Linked DNA regions of Mus musculus: region 1 is linked to region 2. Evidence: chromatin contacts called from ENCODE Hi-C or POLR2A ChIA-PET data. All regions are on one chromosome and are shown on one strand. Each heading gives the region's core, a stretch centred on a gene start or an enhancer-like site at or near the end of the contact. The rest is flanking DNA. Distances are from core to core; before and after follow the strand shown. Region 1 has its middle 25 kb from the start of Rnf19b. Region 2 holds the start of Ak2 (adenylate kinase 2).

The links. A loop is a pair of places that touch in the nucleus more often than their neighbours do. ChIA-PET counts read pairs that join two places held with the same protein, here RNA polymerase II (POLR2A).
Region 1: POLR2A ChIA-PET joins it to region 2 with 17 read pairs in embryonic stem cell. The contact joins the enhancer-like site here to the promoter of Ak2 in region 2. A Hi-C loop is called at or near these places in 1 of 37 maps with a recorded cell type or tissue (gastrocnemius). POLR2A ChIA-PET finds 5 or more read pairs at or near these places in 3 of 5 experiments (Patski and embryonic stem cell).

The regions. Positions count from the first base shown.
Region 1 is chr4:129,030,614-129,035,837 of GRCm38, forward strand. No RefSeq gene overlaps it. Among named protein-coding and RNA genes, the nearest start is that of Rnf19b, 25 kb to the right of the region's middle. Within about 2 kb of position 2,063, at least 1 of the 3 ENCODE cell types and tissues checked has a DNase peak (open chromatin) inside an H3K27ac peak, as active enhancers do.
Region 2 is chr4:128,991,366-128,996,528 of GRCm38, forward strand. Ak2 (adenylate kinase 2) reads left to right here and starts at 1,859. Exons shown (of 7, transcript NM_016895.4): 1 at 1,859-2,071. The coding sequence starts at 1,979.

The sequences.
Region 1 (5,224 bases), core at 813-3,312, 39 kb after region 2:
CGGCTACCCAGCATCAGTGACCCCGGCTACCCAGCATCAGTGACCCCGGCTACCCAGCATCAGTGACCCCAGCTTCCCAGCATCAGTGACCCCAGCTTCCCAGCATCAGTGGCCCCAGCTACCCAGCATCAGTGACCCCAGCTTCCCAGCATCAGTGGCCCCGGCTACCCAGCATCAGTGACCCCAGCTACCCAGCATCAGTGACCCCGGCTACCTAGCATCAGTGACCCCGGCTACCCAGCATCAGTGACCCCAGCGAAGCAAAGGTTTCACTTCAGCAGAGCTGGTCTCCTGTTAATCATGACTTTTTTTTTCAACCTCAGGTGACCAAAACCACAAACTCTTCATTCAAAACATCATACAAGAGTCTTTAAGGGAATCTGGGTGGTGGTACACACCTTTAATCCTAGCACTTGGGAGACCCAGAAAGGCAGATCTCTGTGAGTTCAAGGCCAGCCTGGTCTACAGACAGAGTGAGTTCTAGGATAGCCAGGGCTCCCCAGAGAAACCCTATCTCTGAAAGGGAGAAAGAAAGAAAAAAGAAAGAAAGAGAGAGGGGGAGGGAGGGAGGGAGAGAGGGAGAGAGGGAGGGAGGGAGGGAGGGAGGAAGGGAGGAAGGAAGGAAGGAAGGAAGGAAGGAAGGAAGGAAGGAAGGAAGGAAGGAAGGAAAAGAAAGAAGGAAAAGAAAGAAGGAAGGACAAAAAAACAAACAAAAACAAAACAAAAACAGTACTCATGTTTAGATCTGTGGTTACTTTGTCCCTTCCCCACCAGTCTGAAACCCCTAAGGACAAAGATGTCCACTTGTGTGTCTCCAGTGTCAGCACAAGGCTGACCATACAAAGTATCCCAAGGTGTTTCTCACAGTTGGGGGTACACGTGAGGGCCACAAAGGGTGACTTTCAGAGAACAGTCTTCAGGACTAGGGGGCTTGTGTACATGTGCGAGATGTTGCTGAGGACGCTCTACTCAGAGTTGCTGACTCTGGCTCTTGGGTACACGGACGCAACCTCTGATTTAGAGAACCCCAGAAGAGGAGTGTGTCAGACCGGAAGATAAGGGCACTGGGAACCTGAACTCATGAATGAAAGTCTGGAGACGAGAGCAGGAGAGCTTGAGGAAGAACTGAATGCCAGTGGCAAAGAATTCTGGGTGAAAGCTGGGGCTGGTTTGTCCTTGGGGACAATGGAAATGCCATAGGCCATATGGGGATTATTCTAAAGGTTTCTTCCAGTAACATGTTGGGGTTGTACATCTCTAATTTCTCAGTGTGTACAGAGACATGAGGCTAACCCATCCATACATTCGTGTCTATTTCTCCTCCCACTTTTTTTTTAAACAGAGTTTATGCTTGTAGTCCAGGTTAGATTCTACATTGCCATCTTCCTACTGTAACCTCCCAAGTGCTGGGAGTTCAGGCCTGGGTCCTCACATCTGGCTAGCGTCCACTTTTCTGTTCAATAAAATCTTTATGCTCATCACTCATTTAAACTTAGTGACCCCATAAGTGGGAAAGGGTGAGACACCTATTGGACAAACAGAGAAACTAAAAGCAGAGAGGTGAAGGGGACCCGCCATGGCCACAGCTCAAGAGCAGGTCAGAGGCCTGAGATCCTTGAAGAGCTCATACCTCTTCTCTTTTACAGAGAAAGGAAAGGGGACCGATGGGGAATGGCCCTACTTAGCTGATGAGGAAGTACGTGCAGAAGGCTCTCTAAGCCTCAGTGAGCAGCCACTGAGTCCTCCAACCGTCCTCGGTAATGCTTCCTCTCTAGACAGAACCGTCCAACAGCCCAGGGTTTACAAAATAGCTTGCCTTAGCCACAGCATCTTGGGCTCAATATTATTACCACTCCAGAGCATCTGTCACTCCCCCAGAAAGGGAAAGGACCTCCCATGACACCCAGCAAACCAGGAGCTTACAGCAAGAGCCATCTCCCTGCATCTTACCTCAGAACAGCAAAGCAGAGTGGTCTGCCTGATAGCACCCATCTCTGAATGCAAAACTACCTTGGGAGGGGCAGGTTCCCTGGCCAAAGATGGCAAGCAGCTGGTATGAGGCCTCACCAGGTCAGCTACGTTGTTGTTCTAACATGGCCCCAAGTGAAACCTGGACTGAACACCAGGTACTTTCTCATGGAGGTGGGGGTGGAGCAGCTACAGTGTCTGCCCCCACATCCCACTATGAGAACACGGTAGGAGTTGGGGGTTTCCACTCAGATCCTAGCAAGTTGCTCCATCATTCTGTCTGACCACAACCACTTCCTCCTCTAAAAACTCCCTTCCCGCAGGCCCTGACACCAGCCAGGCCCTCAGCGAAGAGAATCCCCCCCACGATCTGGTTTGTTAGCTGTGGCCAAACCAGGCTCAGGAATGTCACAGAAGGTCCCATCTGACTTCAAGTTGTGGTATGGAGGGTGGAAGAAAGAGCTGGCTCTGAAGCCATTTAGCCTTTTCTAGGGGGAGGACACACTGTTCTCATCCTGCAGTGCACCTCCTAAACAGAGGCCTTAGTCCCCAGGGATGGGAGCAGCTGTCATCCCTGGTCATTTTATAGGTAAGGAAGCTGAAGCTGGAGCCGAATTCAGGGTAACCCCAGTTTTTCTCAACGAGTTCTCTGTTCCTCTCAGAGACCTGCTCAGTGAACTTAAAATAGTCCAGAGCGTCAAGTTGTTTGTTTTGCTTTTGCTTTGGGGACTTTTTGGAGGTTGCCTGGGAGAAAGTGAAGATGCTGCCTAAGCAATCAAAAAGAGGAAGAGACAGCCCCTCCACCCCATTTCCAGGTCCAGAAACAGATAAGACCACACAGCAAGCAAGCGAAGGTCTGGGTTAGAGCTCGCCGAAAGCACTGTCGGGCTTGGACCCAGCCAGACTGCTGCCTCCAGTCAACACTATTTTTAGTCAGCCTTGGACTGGAGTCTGGCCAGTGATCGCTCCACAGGTGGGGCTGCAGACGGAGAACTGCATTCCAAAGTCAGACTTCAACTGATTCAGTCAGTGTGTCAGGCTTGGGGTGGAGGCATCCCTCACTCTGGCTGTTTCCACTCCTCCAGCCCCGCCCTGCTCCACCACGCCCCCTGTACTCCCTCCTTCCCGGGCTTCCGGAGGCCTCGTCTCTAGGTACTGTAACCAGAGAGCTAGGCCTACCTGTCCCAAGATGTCAGAGAGCCTTGTCTGCTATGACAAAGCCTGTTAAAGGAGGTAGGGCCCTCTCTGTAGTAGGAGGGGCCGGGGTGGGGGGTGGTTCTATCGAATGACATCATCCGCAGGTCCTCCTCACCCAGCCTGCCAGCCCTTCAGTCACAGTCAGTCTCCCAAATGTTCATTCCTTTCTTCTACAACCCATTATCCAATGCTTGCTTCCTTGCTCGCTCGCTCCACACTTCTCAGCAGCCATAGTAGGTCACGCGCACCTTGTTAGATACCGGGAGCAGAGAAATGAACAAGATGGTATGTGGCCCTTACCCTGGAAGAGCTTCCAGTAGCAGGGCATAAAATGGTTAGTGACGGTCACTACTCAACATGCAGACACCAGACACATGCTGCAAGACAGAGGGAGGAGAAGGAACAGGGTAGCGAGATGCAGAACAAGGCCAGGTAGGTTACCTCTGACCAGATTAGAGCGAGTAGCAGTCAGCCAGGGCAAGTTCTTGCCCCCACTCTGAGCTTTTTGCAGACCCTGACTGCAAGATTAGTTTCCATTATTTCCATCTTTGCCACAGTCCTGGGAAACAGTGATTGTCACCCCCATTATACAGGTGACCAAACTGAGGCTCCAAGACACTAAACGGATTGTGACATAACCAGGAAGTACAGAAGCCAGACCTAAATCCAAGTCTACAGACAAGGGGAGGGATAAGTTTCCACTGTTAAACCCTTTATGTGGATTATATCCGGAGGCATTAGAATTTGAACTTATCCTTTTATTACATTGGTTTTATTTTTGTTGTTTTTGTTTTTTTGTTTGTTTGTTTGTTTGTTTGTTTGTTTTTTTTTTTTTTAAGACAGGGTTTCTCTGTGTAGCTCTAGCTGTCCTGAAACTCACTTTGTAGACCAGGCTGGCCTTGAACTCAGAAATCTGCCTGCCTCTGCCTCCCTAGTGCTGGGATTAAAGGTGTGTGCCACCACGCCCGGCTATTACATTGGTTTCATTTTCTCCGGTTTTTCTTCCACAAGAAAATTGAAAATTTTTAAGTGTAGGGAGGTTTTGTTTGTTTGTTCCTTTGTTTGAGGAGTTTTTTGCTTTTAAGTCAGGAAAAAAAAAGTATAATGTCCATTACTAGTTAGTTTTACTTTTCTTTAGTGTTTTCCTAACTTACTATATCAAGCATGGTTTTTGGTTTTTGTTCTTTTGTGGCGTGGGGTGGGGGGGCATTGTTTTGTTTTGTTGGTGATGGTTTTGTTTTTGTTTTTGAGACAAGGCCCAGGCTGACCTCAGACCTGAGACCCTCCTGCCCCCAGTTTCCTGAATTCTAGGTAGTCGGCACCACACTTAGCAGGCCAGCTCAGTCTTATAATTCGAAAGTGGTGTTATTTTTAAGAAATAAGCCCTACGAGTCAAAGTAGGACAGGGTGATCCAGTCCCCCGAAGCATCTGCAGTTCCTGAGAAAAAGGCCCCGGGGTTTTGGTTGACCTCAGACCAGATTGAGTCAGCAGGGTGAAGTGTTGCCAAAACCACCCGGCAAACAGAAATGCTTCTTGCTCCTCAGCGAGCAGCTCCTCCCCCAGCAAGCAGCACCTCCCTACACCTCAGCCGAGCCAAGGCTTCATTTGAAGCTCAGTATGCAGGAAAGTTGCCTCAGGTCTGCTCAGCTGAGAGGCCTGTGTGAGAGGAAAAGAGACCTCGGAGTGTGGAGATCTGCACAGAGCACACATGGTTGACATGCAAATGTGGGCAAAGCTGGAACTGGGGCTTAACCTACCCAGAGAAATGATGAGCTCTGTCCCTGGGTGTTAGCATTCTATCTAAACCCCACCCCCAGTTACCTGGCAACAGCCAGGTAGACTGACCCACTATAAAAGGGCCTGCTTGCCCCACTTCCTTCTCTTGCTTCTCTTGCTCTCTTGCTCCCCCTCTCTCCCCATTCCCTCCCCCCTCCTCCACGAGCTCATGGCCGGCGTCTATTCTTCTCTACTTCTCTCTCTCTGCCTCTCTCTGACTCTACTACCCTCTTAACTCTCCTCCCCATGCCCTGAATAAACTCTCTTCTATCCTACACCATC
Region 2 (5,163 bases), core at 609-3,108:
TAGCCGTGGGCTTTCCCACCTGTACCCCAGTTCCTGAATAACTACTCGGAGGCTTCTTTGTTTATGAATAATTGCCTAGGCCATAGCTTTAGCTTGTCCCCTGACTAGCCTGTCACTTACCCAACCCATTTAAACGCTTCTGAGTTCAGCCACATGGCTACTTTCTTCTCAGTCTCATGAGCCCAGAGTCTGGGCCAAGCATCTTCCACCTCTGACTATCACCCAGAGTTCCCATCTCTTTCCCGGAACTCCCATCTTCTACTTCCTGCCTTTTGTTAAAGGGCCATCTGCTTTTGATTGGCAGGTGATGCTTCCACACAGTACACATCGATTCTCTCTACAGGCCTTCCATTGTATCTGAAGCTCACTCATTAGGCTAGGCTTTCTGCTCAGTGAGCTCCAAGAGTCTGCCGATCTCTACCTCCTCAGGGCTGGGGTTGTAAACAGTTGCTGACGTTACCTGAGTGCCGGGCACCAGAACGCAGGCCCTCACACTTGAGTGCTAGACACCAGTGACTGAACTTTGCCCTGCCCCTTAGTTCACAGTGTTACTTGTAATCCTGTGACCATGTAATTATATAGTGATCAGCTCTTACTTCCGCTTCCGGTCTTAAAAAGGACACAATAAACCCCTGCTTCCTTCAAGGCCACTAAGAGAACCCAACCAGATCAAGCTGGCTCCCATGAAAATCCAGGATGAGCAAGAAGTATGAATGTTAGTTTCTCTTTTTTCATTTGAATTTATTTCTTATTTTCTGTGTGTGAACATATATGTACGCGCAGATATGTGTACCACAGCACACATGTGGAGCTCGGTGGACAACCTGTGGGAGTTGGTTCTCTTCTTTCTTTCATTGGGGGTGGGGTCTTGTTAATCAAACGCAGGTCCTCAGAGTTTGGTGGCAAGTGTCTATACTAGCTGAGCCATCTGGCTAGCTGGTTAACATCATTTACCACTAGGGTGTAGAAAATGGTTGCACTGTGCCTGTGGGGCAAGAATGGTTTCCTAATCACACTTGCACTTACAGTTGAGAAAGGCTCCTTTGGGACAGGATGAAACTTTGACACACCTAAAAGCTGGCGACATCATTGCCTTGTTCAAGACAGGCTCATCTCTCTGGATAAAAACTGTCTTTCTGCTGACTTAAAAGTCAGGAAGGTTGTCTGTGTTCATATATGCATATGTGTTTTATTTTTACAGTCCTGGGGATTGAGCCCAAAACTTCTGTCTCTGTACTATAGCCAGCCCCAGCTATCTTCATTTTCATTTTGGGACAAGGTCTCATTAAACTGCCCAGGCTGGCCTTGAATTCACCGTCGTGGCCTTGACAAGCTTTAAATGTGATCTTCCCAAATAGCCAAAGTTATGGTGCTGTTCAATGGGGGTGTTCTGGAGGGAGAGGGTGTCAGATTACAAACTTGTTGGAATTTACTTAACCAATCTTATTATTAGACATCAACATCTTTGTCAGGAACTCATTACATATTCCTTGTTTCTGCCTTTGAATTCTTGGAAGTGGAATTACTGGTCCAAAGGTTACGTTATTGCCAATTTGTTTCCTGGGAGTGATTTTACCCACTTACACTCTCACAGGCAATTTTACGGGGCTCAAACAGAGACTCTGGAGTTATTAACTGTCAAAGGCCAAACTAGAACTTCACCCGCTCCAGGCTTCCTTCTCGTTTTTCCCGCCCACTCCATACACCAGCCGAGAGCCGCACGCGCTCTGTTGCCCCAGCTCTTCCCAGGCTGGCCCGCCTCTTCCTCGTTCCCAATTCTGCCCAATCGGAAACAGAATTTTCTTAGTCTCGTCGTACGATTGGTAAATGAAAGTGCCCGTCAAGTTCGGGGGCGGGTAGAGAGGGTTGACGGATGCGGCGAGCGACCAGTGTGAGCCCGGAGTAGGATGTACGCTGGCCTGGAAGCGCTAGACCTGTGAGGTGTGCGGCTGGCTGTTGGAGTGAAGCTTTGGAAGACATGGCTCCCAACGTGTTGGCTTCCGAACCGGAGATTCCGAAGGGCATCCGGGCCGTGTTGCTGGGGCCGCCCGGGGCTGGCAAGGGGACGCAGGTGAGTGTCGGTTCCGTGTCGGGCGGTGGAGCCCGAGAAGCTACAAGGTCAGGGCGGTCGGAGAGCCGGAAGCTCCTTTCCCGCCCCGGAGCTGGGTGGTGAGCCCTGGCCTGCAGGGACCCTCGCGGGGTCTCCAGTTGTGGCGCGGTGTTTAGGGGAGGGTCCCAGTCGCAGTAAGGGGGAGGCTGGGTGGAGGTTCTTGGGGGAACCCAGGATCGTGTTAGGGCATCCAGGGACTGTTACTTGAAAATTGTGAAAGGCAGGGCGATCCCCCAGGCTGAAGCTCTGGATCACAGGCCCGAATGGGAGAAAGCTTTGTGACCAAGTCGCCCTCGGAGTTGAGAGCGTATTGCCCTGAGTCAGGGATAATTTCTAGGCATAAGGGGGTGAAACTTTTAATTTTTTTAATGGCTAATGATTAGGGGTACTAAGAAGTCTCCACGTGGGGCAGAGTGGTTACTGGTGTATGCCTATCGAGGCGTTCTGCCAAGAGTGAGGCATGAGCCGCGGGAGCCACCAGTGTTGTTGGGGGTGGGGGGATGGGAGAAAACCTTTCCAGCTGGCCAGAAAACTGGAGGTGAATGTATAGATTCGGTTCATAAGCCACGGGCATCATGGGGGGTTGTGAGTGGGGCAGGGAGTGCTCATGGAGCAGCATGAGATGGCTCTGATGGTTGTAATTGAGCAATTGAGGGCCGCTAACGTGCTAGATCAACAGGTAAGAAAACAGGTGTAGAGGTCCAGTGACTTTTCAAAGTTAGTGAAATCGGTTTCACAGAGGCCTCAAGGATTGCCTTCTGCCCCACTGCAGAGCCTCCCTTGCTTGGCATCTGGGCCATAGATCAGGGCTGGGATTTATGCTGGCACGTAGGGCTTGGAAGCTCATATGGTGGGCCGTTGGTGTCACTTTCTTGCCCAGCCTTTGGCCACAACCACCCACCCCTCAACTCTACCTCCCCATCAGACCCCAAGCTTTGATGATCACTATGCTCTAAAGAGGGAATTCTTTCAAGGTTGCGTTCCCAAGCAAATGAGTGCTGTCCTCCCTCTTCACAGCACTGCTGAGTTTATTGTTATGTTTTTAAAGATACCTCCCCTCTGTCTCCCTCCGTCTCCCTCCCTCCTTCTCTCTCTCTCTGTCACACATAAGGTGGGAGAGTGTGTGTGTGTGTGTGTGTGTGCGCAGGGACGTAGAGAAAGAGTGTGTGGGGACATGCGTGCCGTGATGCATACGTGGAGGTCAGAGTGCAACTTGCTGGAATCATTTTCTTTTTTCTACCATGTGGAGCCCAGGGATCGAACTCGGACCGTCAGACTTGACGGCAAGCTACTTTACCTGTGAACCCATGTCACCTGTGTACCTATGTCACCTGTGTACCCACGTCACCTGTTCTGTTTGCCAAGTTCTCAGTATTTTGGCAAGCAGATCAGCATCTCGGGCTGTACAGTCTACGTATATGTGTGTATATCTGTGCATGTAGAACGCTATGTATGTAACTTCTCAGTGTTTCTACCTAGAAAATGTAAAGCTTACAAAGACATTGGAAGATGATGGCTTTTATATTGAGAGCACCCACACATTCCTAGCTGGTGGCAGGGCGCGTGACAGCTGTGAACGCTGACCACTCAGTGGCATCTCTCTCTGCCCCCAGCTCAGGTGTAGTGCAGCAGCATGAAGCTGATTCATTCAGATCTGGGAGGACCATGTGCCGTGGGCTCATGGAAGGCAGTGCGAGAATCATGGAAGTTGGTCCAAGACGGCTTTGTGCAATGATTAGAAGTTTGGCTTGAAGGATGAATATGGATGCTCATGTCTGTCTGTAGTCCCAGTGACTTAGGCAGGAGGAGACTAAAGTCAAATTTGATGATAGCCCAGCTAAAGTTTAAAGGCTGGCCTGGCTACAGAGTGAGACCCTGTATCTGAGAACACAAAACTAAGAGCTGGGACTTCAGAAAATACAGGGCACTCGCTTAACCTCCGTCCGCTTCCCTTTCCTTATCAGGAGCCATAAAAACACCGGTAGTTGTAGCTTCGTAGTGCGGAACAAAAGTTCACACAAAGCCCACAGAGTGGTAGCCTAGAAGAACGCTCTGCCTGGACACACCCCACACACAAACTCTCCATTGTAAGTTTTAAATACACAGAAGAGGCTAGGCACAAGCTTAGCTACTGTGGGAGCCTCACAGGTTCAAGTCCTAGCTGGGCTAAGATTGAAATCAGCCTGAGCTGCAAATTAGCAGGGCTGAGAATCTGTTCGCTGGCAGTTCATTTACCCAGCTGTGTGAGCTCGAGTCGTCAGTACCACAGGGAGCACAAGAGTGGCATAATAGGCCCTGGTAATCCTCAGCTGATGGCGGCCATCGCTTTCCCATCCACACTCCCTACAGGTTATACTAAAGGAGCTCCAGGCTCCATAGCTGTTTTATAATATATTTTAGTATCTCTACAACAAAATCTTTTTAAAAATATATAAGTTCAATAGCCCCTAAAACTGTTAACAGATTTTAATAATAATAATAATAATAATAATGTTCAAATTTCTATCAGTCTCACACATAATTTTAAGTCTTTCTGGTTTGTTTTTTCCTAGCCTTTAAAAACGAGTGTTCAGCCTGTGTGCAAGGGTGTGTGATGTGTGAGTGCACATGTGGAGGCCAAAGGACAACTTTCCCTCATTTCTCCCCTTCCACCACGTGGCTCCCTCGTGTTGAACTCAAGACACCAGGCTTGGTATGGGTGCCGAGCCATCTCGCCTGCCTGCCCTGTTCCATTTCTTTATGGTATAGTTTTGGGGAAGAAACTTGTCCTGAGAATATTGTTCCTTTTCTGGGAATTTTCCATTATATTCCTTTGGTGTGTTTAACATCTTCCTCTCTTCCATTTCCTGCAGATATTGTCTGTTGCGTCCAGTTTATCAGATTCTGTTTCTTGGCCTGCCTTCCCCGGGGCACTGTCGTGTCCTGGCCTTCGGTTGGACACTTTCCACTCCCATTTGTCTGTGAGGGCTTAGGAGCTGTTACTATCTGTCGCCTAAGCCTTGCAGTTAATTATGGACGGCAAAAACAATACTATTCTGGTTGTATTACTCCTT